Regions from separate parts of the Mus musculus genome. Here region 2 is linked to region 1. A link is a loop called in an ENCODE intact Hi-C map of the cell type or tissue named here. Cell type or tissue: heart. All regions are shown on one strand. Region 1 overlaps Nfatc2 (nuclear factor of activated T cells, cytoplasmic, calcineurin dependent 2). Region 2 overlaps Nfatc2 (nuclear factor of activated T cells, cytoplasmic, calcineurin dependent 2).

The links. A loop is a pair of places that touch in the nucleus more often than their neighbours do. Peaks named below come from ENCODE experiments on the same cell type or tissue, not always from the same donor. Only the 100,000 strongest peaks of a DNase experiment are listed, where the experiment ranks them.
Region 2: a loop joins it to region 1, with 2.1 times the contacts of the local background. A loop is called at or near these places in 4 of 42 quality-filtered maps.

Annotation. Positions count from the first base shown.
Region 1 is chr2:168,521,334-168,529,333 of GRCm38, forward strand. Nfatc2 (nuclear factor of activated T cells, cytoplasmic, calcineurin dependent 2) reads right to left here. Exons shown (of 11, transcript NM_001136073.2): 6 at 1,905-2,045. Among named protein-coding and RNA genes, the nearest start is that of Nfatc2, 65 kb to the right of the region's middle. In heart, no CTCF peak of the experiment used is centred here; DNase peaks (open chromatin) are centred at 3,758, 4,278 and 5,648; H3K4me3 peaks cover 1,646 bases; H3K27ac peaks cover 1,698 bases; H3K27me3 peaks cover 584 bases.
Region 2 is chr2:168,580,411-168,588,410 of GRCm38, forward strand. The region is part of intron 1 of Nfatc2 (nuclear factor of activated T cells, cytoplasmic, calcineurin dependent 2); the gene reads right to left. Among named protein-coding and RNA genes, the nearest start is that of Nfatc2, 6.0 kb to the right of the region's middle. In heart, no CTCF peak of the experiment used is centred here; DNase peaks (open chromatin) are centred at 2,811, 4,221, 4,651, 6,271 and 2 weaker places; H3K4me3 peaks cover 496 bases; H3K27ac peaks cover 6,270 bases.

The DNA.
Region 1 (8,000 bases):
CTGCACAGTAACCAACAGCACTCGCTCATTCAACAAGCAGTTCATCAAAGCTACTGACCAAGATACCCAGAGCTGGCTAGCAGCCCCCAGCAGGAGGGCCTCAGTAGGTTCCGCCCTCCCATCTTTCTTAGACATTCCTTCCTGTCAATACCCTGTCACCTTGGCCATGAGTGACAAACGTGTTTATCTCATTAGTTTGATGCTTTAAAGTCATGTCTGTCTGGACATGCCTGAGGACAGTGTCCTCGTCCTGGAGAAGGCACTGTACCCTGTACATCCACACTCCGTGTTAATCACAGGCTCAAGCATCCGCCAAGGAGGTGCCCATCTCTTCACCATGTGGTGATGGTTAATAGTATCAACTTGACGAGATCTAGAATCAACTAAGAGACGAGTCTCTGGGTGTGCCCGTGAGAAGTGATCTAGACGAGGTTGGCTGAGGTAGGAAGACTCACCCTAACTGCCTGACCAAATTTTTAAAAAAACAGAGCTGAACGCTAGCCTTCTGGGCTCTCTGCCTCTTGATTTCAGATGCAGTGTGGCCTGCTGCCTTGTGACAGGCTGGAGACCCTTGAATCGGGAGCCAAAGTGAGGCCTTCCTCGGTTGTTTCTGTTAAGATATCCATCACGGCAGTGGGAAATGGGACTAACATGCATGCCCAGACCAAACAGAAATGTGTCTCTAGCTGGATGACACAGTCTCAACAGAAACGAACCAGCTTAATAACGTTAGCACTGCAGCGCCCTACAGTGGGATGCACCACAACCGCTGACAGCCAGGTTCTGGGGAACCATGAAGCATCCACACAAACGTTTGTGCAGTGAGAAAGTGCAGTTGAACACGCAGACACAAAAATGTCTCCTTGTAAGCAGAGAGATTTATCCGACAGAGTCCGGCGGGTAGTGGCTCAGCCCCTGCCTCCTGCCTGTTCCCTGCTCAGCACAAGTTCTCCAGGCAGAAGAGTCAGGGATGCGGGAACATGTTCCCCTCACAGAAGGCCCACCCACCACTCTTAGGCAGCAATGGTGTCAACTGTGTCTCAGAAAGAACATGACCATAAGCCCCTCCCATGTGGGGACAGACTATGTTGTCAATTTTACTTTCAGTTCCTGCCCCAGTGTGTCTCCTGTGCCTACTGTCACCCCACCCCAGTGTGTCTCCTGTGCCCACTGTCACCCCATCCCCGGGGACACAGATCCCTCGGATGCCCACACCCATAGCTCAGACCTCAGGCTTCTCACAGAATGTGTTCTGCAGTCTCCCTGCTGCTGTGACAGCAATGGGACTTCCCAGCACCTGCCTGCTGCTCTCCCTGTCCCCACTGGAGGCCATACTGTGAGTCATCTAGCTACAAGATTCTAATAGAGACCTCTGCACTTAGCTAGATTCTCTCTGCTGCCCGCTCCTAGATATCTTGCCTCTGAAAGATGAGATCCTGGCTTATCTAAGGATGTCCACAGCTCATCAGACCCGACACTCACGTTTCTAAAAGGGGACCCACAGCCCAGCTTAGCCTCTTCCCACTTCTTTTCCTATGCAGCAAGCCTCAGTGACAAAGTATCCACTTCAGAATATTCTTGACACCGGAGTGCCTGCCTCTGAGCTGCAAAACACCCAGTTTCTCCTTTTAATAATAGGAAAAGTTTTTTTTTTTAAATGTTTTCCTGCGTGAAGAAAAACAAATTATCAAGACAAGGTTGATGAAGGAGGACAAGCTTCGTCTCCATGGAAACGTCCAAGGACCAATCTGAGTATGTCACCCTCATCAACAGTGATCTACGTGGCTGCGGGTCACCGTGGGGTGAGCCAGAAGAGCGGGAAGTTACCCAGTAGGCTGGAGTGTGGTGCGGTGTTCACTTCTGTCTAGCTCAGAGAACGGAGAGAAAGTGAGGAAGCCACTGACCTGTAGTCTTCTCCATGAACACAACCTTGGACTCCGCTGTGAAGTTCTGGCCCGTGAGGATCATCTGCTGGCCCCCGTAGACCAGGCAGCTGTCCATGTCTTGTCTCTCCACCATGGGCAGCTCGTGGGCAGAGCGCTGAGCTGAAGGCAAAAGGAAGAGAGACAGCATGAACCAGAGAAACCCAGAGCTGCAGCAGAGAGGTAGGAATGGAGACCCAAGTGGGCATCTCCAAACATCACATCCTTGGAAAAGCCAGTTTGCTTTGGTGGCTATCAGATACCATCACACCCGGAGGAAGTTAAAATCCAGAAATCTGAGTTTGCTACAGATTTTCCTGTGTGCTTCTCACTCTCAACCCTTGTTAGGCTTGCATTGTCTACATTTTGAATTTTGGAAGTTGAAGTTTTTCTTATGTTACTTAATGCTAGTATCTTTTAGGCTAAAACTATTTTCTATTTAAGAAGAGACTAATTTCCAGTTTCTCTTTGGAAACATCGTCCCTATAAGCAACGGTTTTTTTCATCTTTTTCCCCAGTGCCATTTTAGAAGCTGGCCAAGAGGAAAGAGAATGTAGAATAAAAGGATTTTCCTCGGGTGGTATAAAGAAGCCAGGTTCAAGAGCGTTGGGGTTTTTGTTTTTTTCAAGACTTGTTTTTCCTTGGTGACCAGGACCAGTGCTTGTTCTGTGGAGCTGAGGGCGTAGTCCTGTAAGCAAAGGTCTTGCTGGAGACTTGATGCTGATTTGTACATATGGAAGTTTCTCTGCAGGAAATTAAGAGTTAATAAACTTCATTAATAAATCATTTGTCAGGAAAAAAAAAAGAATCCAGGAGGAGCAGAAACAGGACGGACTGGGTCTTCATTCTCCTTTGTGCAGGGACGAGTTGACCCCCTCATGAAGGTCTCCACTGTCACATTGCTTCTTCTTACACTCTTCAACCCAGACTCTCACAGCCCCACGTGAGCTAAGGGCACACCTAGCACAAGTCTGTGGGTGATTCTGACCATAAGCTGTATACTCCCCACGACTTCATTCTCACTATGTTCCTGCTAATTTCTAGAACGTCTAAATATTCTCTCTCTCCCTGTCTTCTCCTCTCAGATAGATAGATAGATAGATAGATAGATAGATAGATAGATAGATAGTGTGTGTGTGTACCCATTGTATATCTGCCTGAGGGTGGAACCTAGGTCCTCAGGCAGGCTGGGTAAGCACTGTACCCCCAAGCACTAGGCCTTGCTACCTCTTAGGCAAACTACTACCTTTGAGCTTCTGAGTAACCCTAGGCTCTGCCCTCCACCCTATGTGAGTGGCCCCTCCCTCACCACCCAAGGTCCTATTTAACCTGGCCTCCTTTGGGAGGTTCCCTGGGTGCCCCCACCCCACTTTCTCCCATCTTCCCTCCTGCTTAGCCCTTCTCTGGAGAAAGGCTCACTTTGAGACAAGCTAGGCAGACGAGCTATCCTCAACCCCAGGAGAGAGGTCCTAGAAGTGGCCGAGTGTGGCAAGACTGGGCTTTCTTATCTCTGCTGTCTTTATCCACAATGAATGAAAGCTGGGCGGGACTCAATACTTTCAAGAACAGCCGATCTACAGGTCCCCGACTTGTTGAAATGGGAACCCTCGGAAGCAGGCCCCAGCACCCAGAGTCACCCCCTCAGCCCTATGTGGAAGTCAGGCGGCAGAAGACAACGAATAGAAGCAGGTGGGTCAACAGCCACAGAGGAAGGCTAGCGGCAGCCAGGCCCCTCCCACTCCCCTTAGGCTCCTCCCTCCCTCCTCAGCCCCGCCTTCCTGGTGAGTCAGCTTGAGCTCCTGGCTCTTCTAAGAGCTGAGGGCTGGGCAGAGGGCCAGGTCTTTCCATGCCAGGGCCCCTGGACCTCCCCATCCGGGAGCTGGGAGCCAGCCGGGAGCCTGAGCAGCGCAGCGGCCGCGTGAGGCCCAAACTTAACCCTTTCCTTCCATGTCGGACAGACATCACCCTCTTCCTCTGTCCCCAGGGCTGGTCAGCAGGTGCACTTAGGGACTCCTTAGGCTTCCACAGTGGGTTGCCCAGCCCCACGGTCCTGATGTTGTCTGCTCAGAGCCAACAGCACATCCCACCACCTGTGGGCTCCAGGATGCGCAGAGGGGCCAGGGATAAAACTGCTAATTCCTCCCACATGAGCACATCATTAAGCCTGTCTTTTCAGCGTGGGAGCCCCTTGGCTTTCTAATTGAACCACTGCTAAGGCAATTTTACTAGCAGTGAAAACAGCAGCTACAGACCCGGCTTTTCAGAATCGCCTTTGATGAAGCCGGGGTGGAGGGCTAGGGGCTGCTGGCGCTGGAGATGCCACCCCTCCCATTTTACAGGTGGAAAACCTGAGTCATGGCTACTGGGGAGACCAGCCAAGGGCTTGTAGCCAGCCGGGGGTGGGGGTGGGGCGGCAGGGCGGGGCCAGGCCCGGCTAGCTCTCTGAGGGGTGGGAGCCTGCTGTGAATCACAAAGCACTGCGCAAATGCACCGAATGCATGGATCTGGGGCAGCCTCCTCTCCCAGCAACCTGGGTACAACTGCCTGTTACCTTTCTTCCCCAAAGGGGATGGAGTCTTTAATAAAAGTGTAAGGAGAGCAAGCCAGCTTCCTAGAAGCCTCTGTGTCACACACGAGGTGTGGCCAAGCCTTCTGAATGGGATCTCACCAGTGTCTGGCTCCTCCCCAGCCCCAGCCCGACACCCCATTGGACTTCTAAGATGTAGACTCTCAGCCTCCATCCATGTCTCCTGCCTCAGGGCTGAACCGTTCTTTACTTTGGGGTCATGTCACGTGCTACTTTAGTATTCCAGGGCACCCCAAATCTCTCCTGTCTTCCCACTGGATGCCAGCAGTACTCTGCCTACCAGCTGCGACGTCTCAAAATGCACACAGACAGGGCTGCAGTCTCCTGGAGAAGGAGGAACACAAGGTCACTCCTAGCTAAGAGTAACAGTTGTAGAGATTTTGACTTAAAGGATCTGACGGTAGGACCCCAGCTGCCATTATTTAGTAAACAATCCTAATGGTCCCGGATGGCCACAGTCAGCATAATATTTGGCATCATTGCTGTGGTGGACAGGAGTCCTGCATCTGAGAGTCTCCTCTGTGCCATGGTAACAGTGCCTGCTACCCAGGTAAGCTTTATACAGACCATATGTTCACAGTAGACATGGTTAGAACACAGCTGGCAAACTACCTCATCTCAATCAAAATGTCCAGGGCGGATACATGAGTGTACAAAGGGTGGTATGTCCATTCGGAATATTATTGAGCCAGGAAAAAGGAGCAAAGTGCTGACACCTTGACAATCTCATTCTATATAAAAGGAATCAGGCACAAAAAGGCAAATTTAGTGTGCTCGAAAACGTGTAGCCTGTGGCAGTAAATGATAACCTCTCAGTGAGCTGTAGTGTGCACTACCGTCCACTATTTGGCACAGTGAGTCCCTGTAGGGGGTGGGAAACAATGCCCAATGCATGCTCAGCATGCAGGAATGTTCAGGGCTGAGCTCAACACAGGCTCAGGGTGCCGCTTCCTATTACACCAATGTGGCCTGCCTGGTCTACCAACGGCCTCTGAGGTTTGTCAGTGGCTCCCGAGCCAGAAGGCAGGTTTGCTGCGTCTCAGAATCTGCAGTGGCATCAGGCTGAGGCACTGCTTAGTAATAGTCCAGAGAAACCCGGCCACTCCCTGGGGCCCCTGTATCTGCGTGCTGTAGGCAGAGGCCAGAGGTGGACACTCTACCCTTCCTCCCGTGTGGCTTATCACACACGGTTCAGGGCTCAGTTCCACATGGCAGAGGCCACCTGAGGCAGGGAAAAATCCTCCTAGACAGCACCCCAGTCCTTGGAGAACCCCTTAGCGAAGCAAAGCGATCCAATTAGCCTCGGAGAGAGGAACTGAACAGAGGTGAGTGGCAGCTAGAGCAACCCCCCCCGCCCGCATCCCCCCCTCCCGGGACCCACAGTTCTGCCTGATGCAACTTCTACCAGCTGCTACTGCTAATTGGGGCAGCATGTAGGCCCTCAGAGGGCTCTCAGGAAGTCCCTGGCTTTCCTGGGCTTTCTCCCACAGCTCCCATAAGTCCCCAAAGCTCCCATCAGCTACTCAAAGATTCCAGGCCGTCCAAACCTTCCTATCTACAGTTCTCCAAGCAAACCCTGCCTGGGTTCAAATCCATCCTTTGGAGTGGGCTCCAGCTTGGCGACACACCAGACCCAGGCTCCGACTTAAGCTTCCAGGTGGCCCCAAGCCTCTCGATGCTGCTCCTGCCCGGTTTCTGGCACCTCATAAATTGTCTCAGGGTCCCATAGTTTTACAAGCTCTGAGTCCGCCGGGAGTGGCGACTCACTTTTCCCAGTGCCAGCGCTGACCTGCAGCCAAGCAGCAAGCACCTCAGAGACTTTGAGGGAAACCTCACGGGTCCTTGCCCACGCCTACAGGGCTGAGTGGCCAAGACTATACTCTGCCTGGGAGCCTCTGGAGGGACACAGGGGAGGCTGGCTGGAAGGTGTCTCTGCAGAGCCAGGGTTCTGTCAGTGTGGGACAATTACTACCACAGGGGGACCTTGGGTCCTGGCAGGTCATGAGTGTGTGTGTTATTGTGTGATGCACCGAGCACTAAGGGGCCAAGGCCCTATGTCAGCATCATGAGGATGATGCAGTATGCTGACCCAACTCCAAGTCTAGCTCCTGGGTATCCAGCACTGGGTCTCAGCCAATGGTCCTACACATGTTAGCTGCATTTACTTTTATTGCTAAATGTCATGAGCCCAAAGAACAGGAATTACTCCCGCTCCAGAGTCGAGGACGTTGCATCAAGGGACACACTTGAAAGCTCGTGGGCAACGGGGCAGATGAAAAGGATATGGACCCAGAGTCAAGGACTCAGCCACCGGGATAAGGGTCCTGTGGGAAGCTGTTACCCATCACAGGTCAGAGGTGCTTTCTGTCTCCTTAGTGGTGATCACTGGCCTCCTCTGACTACAGGACCCCAGGGTCCTGACTTGGAATGGCAGTCTGTCACAGAAGATCCAAGCTGGGCCTAAAGGAGCTATCCAGCCCCAGGTTCGCTGTGACCACTCACTGGAGGTTCTCCTATAGTGGGGACTGTCCATGTGCCCACTAGGGAGTCGATGTCACCACATGGTCTTGGAGGCTTCAGCTTCCTATCCCTGGCATCTCGTCCACGCGGCACCAGGTCCAGACTATACTCTTTTTTCTTTCTCTTTCTCTTTCTCTTTCTCTTTCTCTTTCTTTTTCTTTTTCTCTTTCTCTTTCTTTCCTGGCCTGGCCTTCCTTGATTTTCTCCCTCCAATGCCCTGGGCATTCTCAACCATCTTTATTTAACAAGACTCTCCCTAGAGGCCGCATGAACCTCACCGACGGGTTCCATGATCAGCGAAGGGTCCAGGTTGCCGAGACAGAGAGAGCTGAGCCTTTGGCCCCTTCCTTATGTAAGCCAGGGCTGCACTAAGCAGCCAGTCTTTCCGAACCCCAGCCTTGGAGGGGGTGGACTCTGAGGATCAGGCCTGCCTGAGTCACTGGTGCATGTCAGTGCTCAGCAAATATATCCCAATATTTCTGGATGAGAAGGCAAGGGACCCACAGGGTGATGAGGCCAGTGAGGGGCTGGTACGTGCAAGCCCATGGACATACTGTGTGCGCTCCATCAAGGGCAGTTCTGCCTGCCTCTTCCCAGGTGGCTGGATGGGGAAAGGGCCAGCTAGGGGGGAGGGGAACGTCCACCAGCAGGAAGCTACCTGGGTAGCTTCAGAGCAGTTCTCTTGGCAACTTTTGCCAGTCTGCGCTCTCCTCCCCTGACTTACGGTAGCCTGGCTCCTCCTGAGTGGTAGGGTGTGTGGGCCATTGTGCTCCCCTGGGGCACCTCGTGTTTGCTTAAGGCCCACACGCACCTGCAGCTTCCCAGGCTATAGGCTCCCTGTGATGTGCTAACAGCCAGGGGCAGGGCAAGTCCGCTCTGTAGTGCTACAGGGACTGTCACAGGTGACCTGTCCACCCTGCACCATCATAGTGGGAGAGAGGGCTACAGCTGTGACCACAGTCATGCTATTA
Region 2 (8,000 bases), 59 kb after region 1:
AGACATCACTGACGTGGCGTCACACAGTTATAACAGCCACCTCATGCTTTTTGCTCACGCACATGGGCATGCGCATACACATGCGCACACGCCCAAGGCTGTATGACCTGGGGGCTTCTTTCCCTGGTACCCAGCAAATAACTAAACCCTCTGAACTCTCTTGCCCTAGACTGGGCTTGGCTGGCCTTGGATTTCACATAAACAGGGTCACACAGGCAGGGATGCGCTCAGTGTCAATCCTAGGATTCTCCTAGGTGCGGCTTCGTGGGTTTCTTTTTCAGACGTGGGGGAGGGGTGCTGCTTCCTGTGAATGAACCTTCTGTTTCCTTTCCTCGGCCACCCTCCCTCCCTCCACTTTTAAAGACGACCTACGGTTCCTGGAGAACAAGCGTGAGATCTGGAGATCTGGCAGGAGAGCTTCCTTAGCAAAAGGAGAAGGGACGATCTGGTCAGAAGTATTCACCGAAAATAAACGTCAGATAACTCTCCCACAGAAGCAGGACTGGCCACGACACAGCCCACCCAGCCCAGGGCAGCCTGGCGGGAAGAGATGAAGTTAGACACTCCTCTGTAGCCTCCTCTGAGAGCCGAGCCCCTCCGCCCATTCGCACTCCCTCAGAAGCCAGACCCCTACAAGCAAACCTTCCCCTTGGTGACCATGGTGCCATGAAACCCTAAACTAGGGACTCAGACCAAATACCATGTATACCCCTCTCCACCCCCAACCCCCATATAACATGAGTGTCATGTTTCCAGAGGTGGGCACCTTTAATCAGTGCCCCCCCCCCCACACACACACCTGGTCATTAAGACATTCCTCCCAATCCACCCAGCAGAGGTGACATCACCCACCATGGATTTCAAACCTGCAGCCCACCTTCTGAGGATTAGGCAGGCAAACAGCCCCTTCCCTCAGCCTTTAAGACGATAGCTGCAAACCTTTCAGGCTTAAAGGGTTTCCCTCACTGAGCAGCCCCCTTCGGCAGGCACACCCCAGCAGGTCTGTTTTGATAAGGCCTTGACAAATCCCCATGCATTGCAGTCCACTTTCTGGCCTTCTGAAAGCTCGTTCAGGCATAGCTCAATTAAAATTCACAGGGAAGGGCTTGCTAGGAGAAACGTACTTTATTAACTTAAAACAGGCCCTTTTCTAAATCCTTACATTAGAAGGCTGGGCCCCAGTGCCAGCTCAGGAAAAGAGGCTCCCCCCACACTCTGCCTCCAGCTCAGCCTGCTAAAAGGGAGCAAGAGAACACATTAAAGGTCCAGGGCCCAGGGTTTTAGGAGTAAGCGCCAGGGCATGTGGAGACGGCTCAGTTGGTAAAGTGCTTACAGAGCTGAGCCCAGTACCCACATAAAAAAAAGCCAGGCATGGTGACAAAACCCTCTCATAATCCTAGCACTGGGGAAGTGAAGCTGGGCAGAGCCTAGGGGTTTGCTGGACTCTGCTGGAGCTCTCTGCCCTGACTTCCCTCAGTGATGAACTACGATCGGGGCATGCAGGTCTAACAAGTCCCTTCTTTGCCAGGTTGGTTTTGGTCAGTGTTTTATCACAGCAACAAAAAAGTAAACAACACTGGTTGTGGAGGGCCATTCCCATAATCCCAATATTTGGGAGATCAAGACAAGAGGGTCAGAAGTAATCCCCGACAAGTTTGAGGGCCAGCCTGTGCTACACAAGGCCCTATTTCAAACAACGCCAAAACTGTGCTGAGCCCTGGGAACATCGTTTTACCCATTTGAAAGAATTTCCTTTAAAACAAAATGTTTCCATCATTTTCCACTTGTGTGTTTATGTGCATGCATACATGTGCTAGAGCACACGTGGGAGGTCAAAGGACAACCTGCAGCTGACGCTTTCTCCTTCCACCTTCTGGGACCAACTCAGCTTGTCCCTTGTGGTAGCAAGCACCTTTACAAACCGAGCCATTGTGCTGGTACATTTTTAGTTTTTAAATTTCCGTTTATTATCGGCGTGTGCTCTGATGTGCACGTGGTGGTCAGAGGACAACGTGTGGCGGTCAGAGGACAACGTGTGGCGGTCAGTCCTTTCCTTTGCTCACGTGGGTCCTGGGGATGGAACTCAGGTCGCCAGGCTTGTTCAGAGCATGCCTTTCCCCACTACACCATCTCTCTGACTCTGAAGACATTTTTTTAACTCATTACTAAAGCCAGGGGGGGTGAATTATACTCTCTGCTTGAGGGTTTCGATATTTGGGGGGGGGGGGGTGGCCGCCAGAGTCCAAGTCCCCAAGAGCAGCCGTATTGATTTTTCTCACGTGTCCATATATTTGGGGTTTGTTTTTTGGTTTGGTTTGGTTTGGTTTGGTTTTTTTGGTTGGTTGGTTGGTTTTAGTTTTGGTTTTTCAAAACAGGGTTTCTCTGTGCAGCCCTGACTGTCCTGCAACTTGCTTTCTAGACCGAGCTGGCCTAGAGATCCTCCTGTCTCTGCCTCCTGAGGGCTGGGATTAAAGGTGTGTACCACCTCTGCAGATATCCATATCTTTAACACCGGATCTATTAACTACACAATTCCATGAATTACAATGGGATGGAGATGTGCATAAGATGCCCATTCTACCACTGCCCCTTACTGTTGCACTCTGGGGGAAATTTAGTAACAAAAGGTCAGAGGGAAGGTCAAAGGCAGCTCCCCTGTACTCCCGCTAGAGGACCACAAAGCCTGGACCATCCCAGCACAGCCCAGTCTCCAGGCAAGCCTGATGCCCTAACTCAGTTTGGAAACTGTCATCAAAACCTCAGCTCAAAGGGTGCAGCAGCTAGGGAAGTGAGCTGGCCACAGCTCTCTGGGAGCCTGAGGCTACTTCCTGTGCTAGGGAGGGAGGAAGTCGCCCCTGGGGGAAAGCCACAGGGCACCCACCCATCATGGAGCTGAGTTTTCAAGGCTGCTCCTTTCTGGCTCAGCACACACCTGGGAGCTGCCTGCATCACCCAGAAAGCAGCCTCCAGAACTTTCCAGCCAACGAAGGAAGCACTTGCAGCCGCTGGGTTCCGGGCAGAGCAGTACTCCAGGGCTGAGCAGAGCCGACAGGGGTTTTTGAGTTAGAACCAGACAGGCTTCTGTGTTTGCTGACTTGCTCAGGCACCAGGTAGAGCCTGACAGTCAGTAGACACCACACCCCTCAGGGCTCACCTGCTCTTCTGGTTAAAGGCACACCACAGCCTAAGGAAGGGGCTCTTTTCCCCCCAGGAGTCAGGATACTTAGAACAGCCTACCCAGGGCCCACCCATCACCATCCACAGTAACAAAGCTCAGGCCACTGGGGCAGGAATCCCACATCTCACCAAACTCTCACTTATGCCCTAATGGGACTATTGTCTTCACCAGCCACAGCACAGATAAGAAACATGAGCCAAGAACCAAAGTCATGTGGCCTCCAGCAGCCCACTAAGAGACCCTATAGCATCTTTGCATCATCTGACCTGCGAGCGAGCACTGGTCAGCTTGCTGCAGGCCTCAAATTTCTGCTCAGCCCAGGTTCCCAGATAGCCAACAAGTCAAGCCAGGGCCTTTGGGGTTTATATATGGTGTTCTGACTTGCCCAGTGGGAGGGAAGAAGGGCTCGGGTGCCACCGCCACCACCCCCCCCCCAACCAAGAAGCACATGTGACAGAGAAAGAAGCAAAAACAGAGGCTGGGGGATGTGGCTGCTCTCCACAGAGTGCTGGCCTAGCTTGCATGGATACCGGGGGCTTCCATCCCTGGTGCTTCATAAACTGGGTGTAGTGGCCTGTAATCCCAGCACTTGGGAAGTGGAGACAGGAGCATTCAAGGTCACCCTTGGCTACAGAGAAAGTCTGAGGTCAAGAGGAGCTGGTTACATGAGCTGAGAGAGGAAGGGGGGGAGGAAGAAGAGGGGGAGGGGAAAAGGAGGGGGAGGAAGAGAGAAAGAAGAAATGAAAAGCATAAAGTGAAGAAGAGCCAATACCCCCCTTCCATCCTATACTTTTTCTAATTCTATTTTGCTGTAAGTTCAGACATCTGGGCCCTCCCATCCCACCTGGTCACACACAGGAGCTGCCATGCATGGGCGGGCCCGTCGGATGCCTACTGGAGGCTGCAGCTACGGGATGCTCTGGGGACAGGCTGGTCGTGTGCTGTTGGGCTGAATGCACACAGAGCCTCAGATCCCAAGCACCCCTGCTCCAGACAGGCCTTGCATTGCCAATGCATGAGGCTACTTTTCTTGTCCTTAGCTCCCCGCCTTCTGGGCTAAAGAGCCCAGGAGCCAATGGGAGTGCTGCTCTCAGGCTCTGTGTGCTGCTGTTCCCCGTCAGAAATTAATGATAAGGGACAGTGAGCTTTCCAAGCTAGAATGATGGAAGGGGAGTATGGGGGTGGGGGTGGGGTGGGGGTGGGGAACGACACTCCAGCCCCACTTCCTCTGTGGTCAGGGATCTTCTCACCTCCCCTGGGGCACCTGAGGACCGTGTTTGTCCAAAGCAGGTTCATTAAGGCCTGCCCTTAACTCCACACAAAGGGCAGCATCTCTGAAAGTCACGTGTGTCCAGCAAGCCAGCTCACTTAGTATACAGGCCTATTTTTAGCAGCACCAAAAAAAGCCAGTTACTATATCACAGCACCTCATTTGTCCCCATTTGTTGACCAGGCTGTGTCCCATGCCAGTTCCAGGTTATCCAGGCAAAAGCAGGCAGCTGGTCTCATTCATCTCCCCGCCCCTGGGCCTGGCACCAAACCAGCATGCCATGTGTTTGCAGGAAGGATGAGGTTTTCATTGTGCCCGCAGATGGGTTGAGAGCAGGTATCCTCACTCGGATGGATGGGCAGGTGACATCAGGGGCTCCCTCGAGAAATGGTGGGAAGAGCCGGGTGTGGTGGCGCACGCCTTTAATCCCAGCACTCGGGAGGCAGAGGCAGGCGGATTTCTGAGTTCGAGGCCAGCCTGGTCTACAGAGTGAGTTCCAGGACAGCCAGGGCTGCACAGAGAAACCCTGTCTCAAAAAACCAAAAAAAAAAAAAAAGGTGGGAAAAGCCCAAGGCAGTGGGAGTGGGGAGAGGCTGCGCCCTGGGGGCCACAGGTGGATGGTGTATGCTTGTATGAATACTCTGTGCTCATGACATACGTGTGCTCAAACAGCCAGTTCATGCATATGTACGTACGTGTGTGTGTGTGTGTGTGTGTGTGTGTGTGTGTGTGTGTGTGCGCGCGCAGTGATCTGTGATTTTTCATCAGCTTTTCAAACAGTGTGAGCCCAGCAGCGTAAGGACCACAGAAAGAGACTCTGAAAAGCAGCAAGCCATGCTCATAGGGCATTTGTTTGACCTCACAAAGGTCAGACCCACTGAGGTAAACTGGTTGTAAGCACTGCCACCTGTCTGTCCCCAGCACAGCATCCAAGTGAAATGATACTTCTGGAGGTGACCAGAGAATTCCAAGTTGGGAGGAGGAAGAGACCATGGAACCCTGAGCGTGCCCAAAAGAACCTTAACAGAAGGGGCCACCAACAGCAGCACATCGCCCCTCCAGGGTGGGATCAGCAGCCACCAGGACCCTAGTGCCCTAACCCTCCTCTCTACACAGGATAACCGTGGATACCTCAACCACTAGCAGAGAAGCGAGAGTTTGCTCTTGAAACATCTCCAGGCAAACAAACGTGGAAACAGGGTTGGATCATTTCTTAGATACAATTTACCCAAACTGACTCCTGTAGAAACAGCATAAATAGAGGTGGTGAGGTGGCTATGGGGGGAATGGCGGGGGGTGGGGGGTGGGGGTGGGGGAGCTTGCCAACAAACCTGACCGCCTGGGTTCAGTACCCAGCACCCACATGATGGAAGGAGAGATATGACTCCCACAAGTCCCTCGGCATAGAGAGAAGAGAAACCTAAGGCCGCTGCACACATGAGAATGTCACAGATAAGTATCACTCAGGAATACTGCTGGGAAGGCCCTTAGTATACAATCAAACAGCAGCACCACAGGAAAATGCACATAGTGGCCGAGTAGTGTTTATACTGGGAACAGTGGGCTTACCTACAGTATACACTCACATGCTTATGATCAGATGGCCTGTATCAACCAATGTGCAACCGGTCTAAGAATAAGATTATATTTTTGTCATAGGCACTTAAAAGACACTTTTATGCCAACCGGGTCCTGTTTCTAGTAAACTCCCAGGGAAACAGGAATAAATACCTTCAGAGCATAACACATGCATTCATCCTACACCAGCAGCCAAGGTCCTCCTGCCAAGGTCAAACCCAAGGTCGTTCTTACGGAGGACCAGAGCCCAGTGCTCGGCATCTACACTGGGTGGCTCACAGCCAACTCCACCTCTAGCTCCAGAGGCCCCGATGCCCTCTTCTGACCTCTGCAGACACCCGCATGCTCACGGCGCACATGCCCATACACGGTTACATACACAAACACACAGTTAAAAATAAAATATTATTCTGGGGGGCGGGGAGGAGGTATGGGATATGGAGTAGTCGGAGGGTGAATCCGGAGAAGGGGAATAAAATATGGAGTGTAAAAAATAAATTAATTTAAAAAAATATTATTCTAAAAAAAAGGCGAAGATGGCTACCATGTTCATTTTTATGTAATCTTCTACTTGAGGTACCAGCCAGTGCACCCGAAAAAGACAAGTCAAGAGAGGCCTGAGAGCCGGGCGTGGTGGCGCACGCCTTTAATCCCAGCACTTGGGAGGCAGAGGCAGGCGAATTTCTGAGTTCGAGGCCAGCCTGGTCTACAAAGTGAGTTCCAGGACAGCCAGAGCTACTCAGAGAAACCCTGTCTCGAAAAACAAAAACAAACAAACAAAAAAAAGAAAAACCAAAAGAGAGGCCTGAGAAGGGGCGAGACAGTTCAGCGTGTGCAGAGCTGGGTCTTTTCGTCCTGGTATCCTCAGGCTCGGACATGGTAGGTGATTAGGAAATCGGCTGGATGAGTGCCTGGTTCACGCTGGCTGTGAAAGCACGGGTTTAATAAATGCTAGGCAAAGCCCACAGGGGTTGAGTTCAGTGGCTTAACTCACTCCAGCCATTTACATGTCAAATGACTTGCCCTAGCCCACCACCCCTGTCTTCAGTTCCATGCTTGCCATAGCCCCATGGACCAAGTGTCTCCCATCCTATCCAGGGGAGGAGCCAGAGGCCTCCCATAGTGGTTCAAAGCCTGGGCTCTGACTTCAGCTCTGCCTTTTATAAAAACTTTAAACACACACACACACATGAGAGAGAGAGAGAGAGAGAGAGAGCGCATGTGCCTTTAAGTTCTCCTCTGTAAACCAGGAGTCAAATGCAGAAGCTGCCTGCAGGCGTGAGAGGTGTACCCACGGCTGCTGGTCAGGCCTCCCCAAACTTCCCTTTGTGCCTTTACTACTTTTCATATAGCATCTGTCTCACTGTTGACCCTTTTTCTGCTGTGGATTTGTGCCAGGCTCCTGCCCAGCTAATTTAAGGCTCATCACCAGGATGCTATCATCCCAGACGAAGGCCTAGTACCAAGATAAAGATCAGATCCGCTCTCGGGGAGTCCTGCCATGAAGACACAGAGAAGGGTGACCTCCAGAGCTGAAGCACGTCACATCTGCCTCCCAGGGCTCTGAAGTCCCTTCTGAGCAGCTTGACAACACCCACGCTTCCCCAACAGATTCCCAGAGCGTCACTAGCCGCACCTGAGCAAGGGTCTCACCTGGTGACTTTCCTAAGAACACAACTTGGAAGAGGGTTGCCAGGGAGAAGAAACTCACGTCCCCTGAGGGAAAGGTCAGGTCAACAGCTGTGAATCAGGCTGACAGCAGGACAGGAGAAGGGAATGGCCCCACATGCTGTGATCTTCCGAACATCTCTAGCCCTAATCTAACCATGAGGAACACATCACAGAAATAAAATAAAGCAGGGGTGGCACAGGCCTGTGACCCCAACTCTGAGGATGCAGTGGCAGGAAGCTGTCTAGTTCCAGGCCAGCCTGAGCTATGTGATACCCTGTCACAGAAATAAATTAAATAGGCTA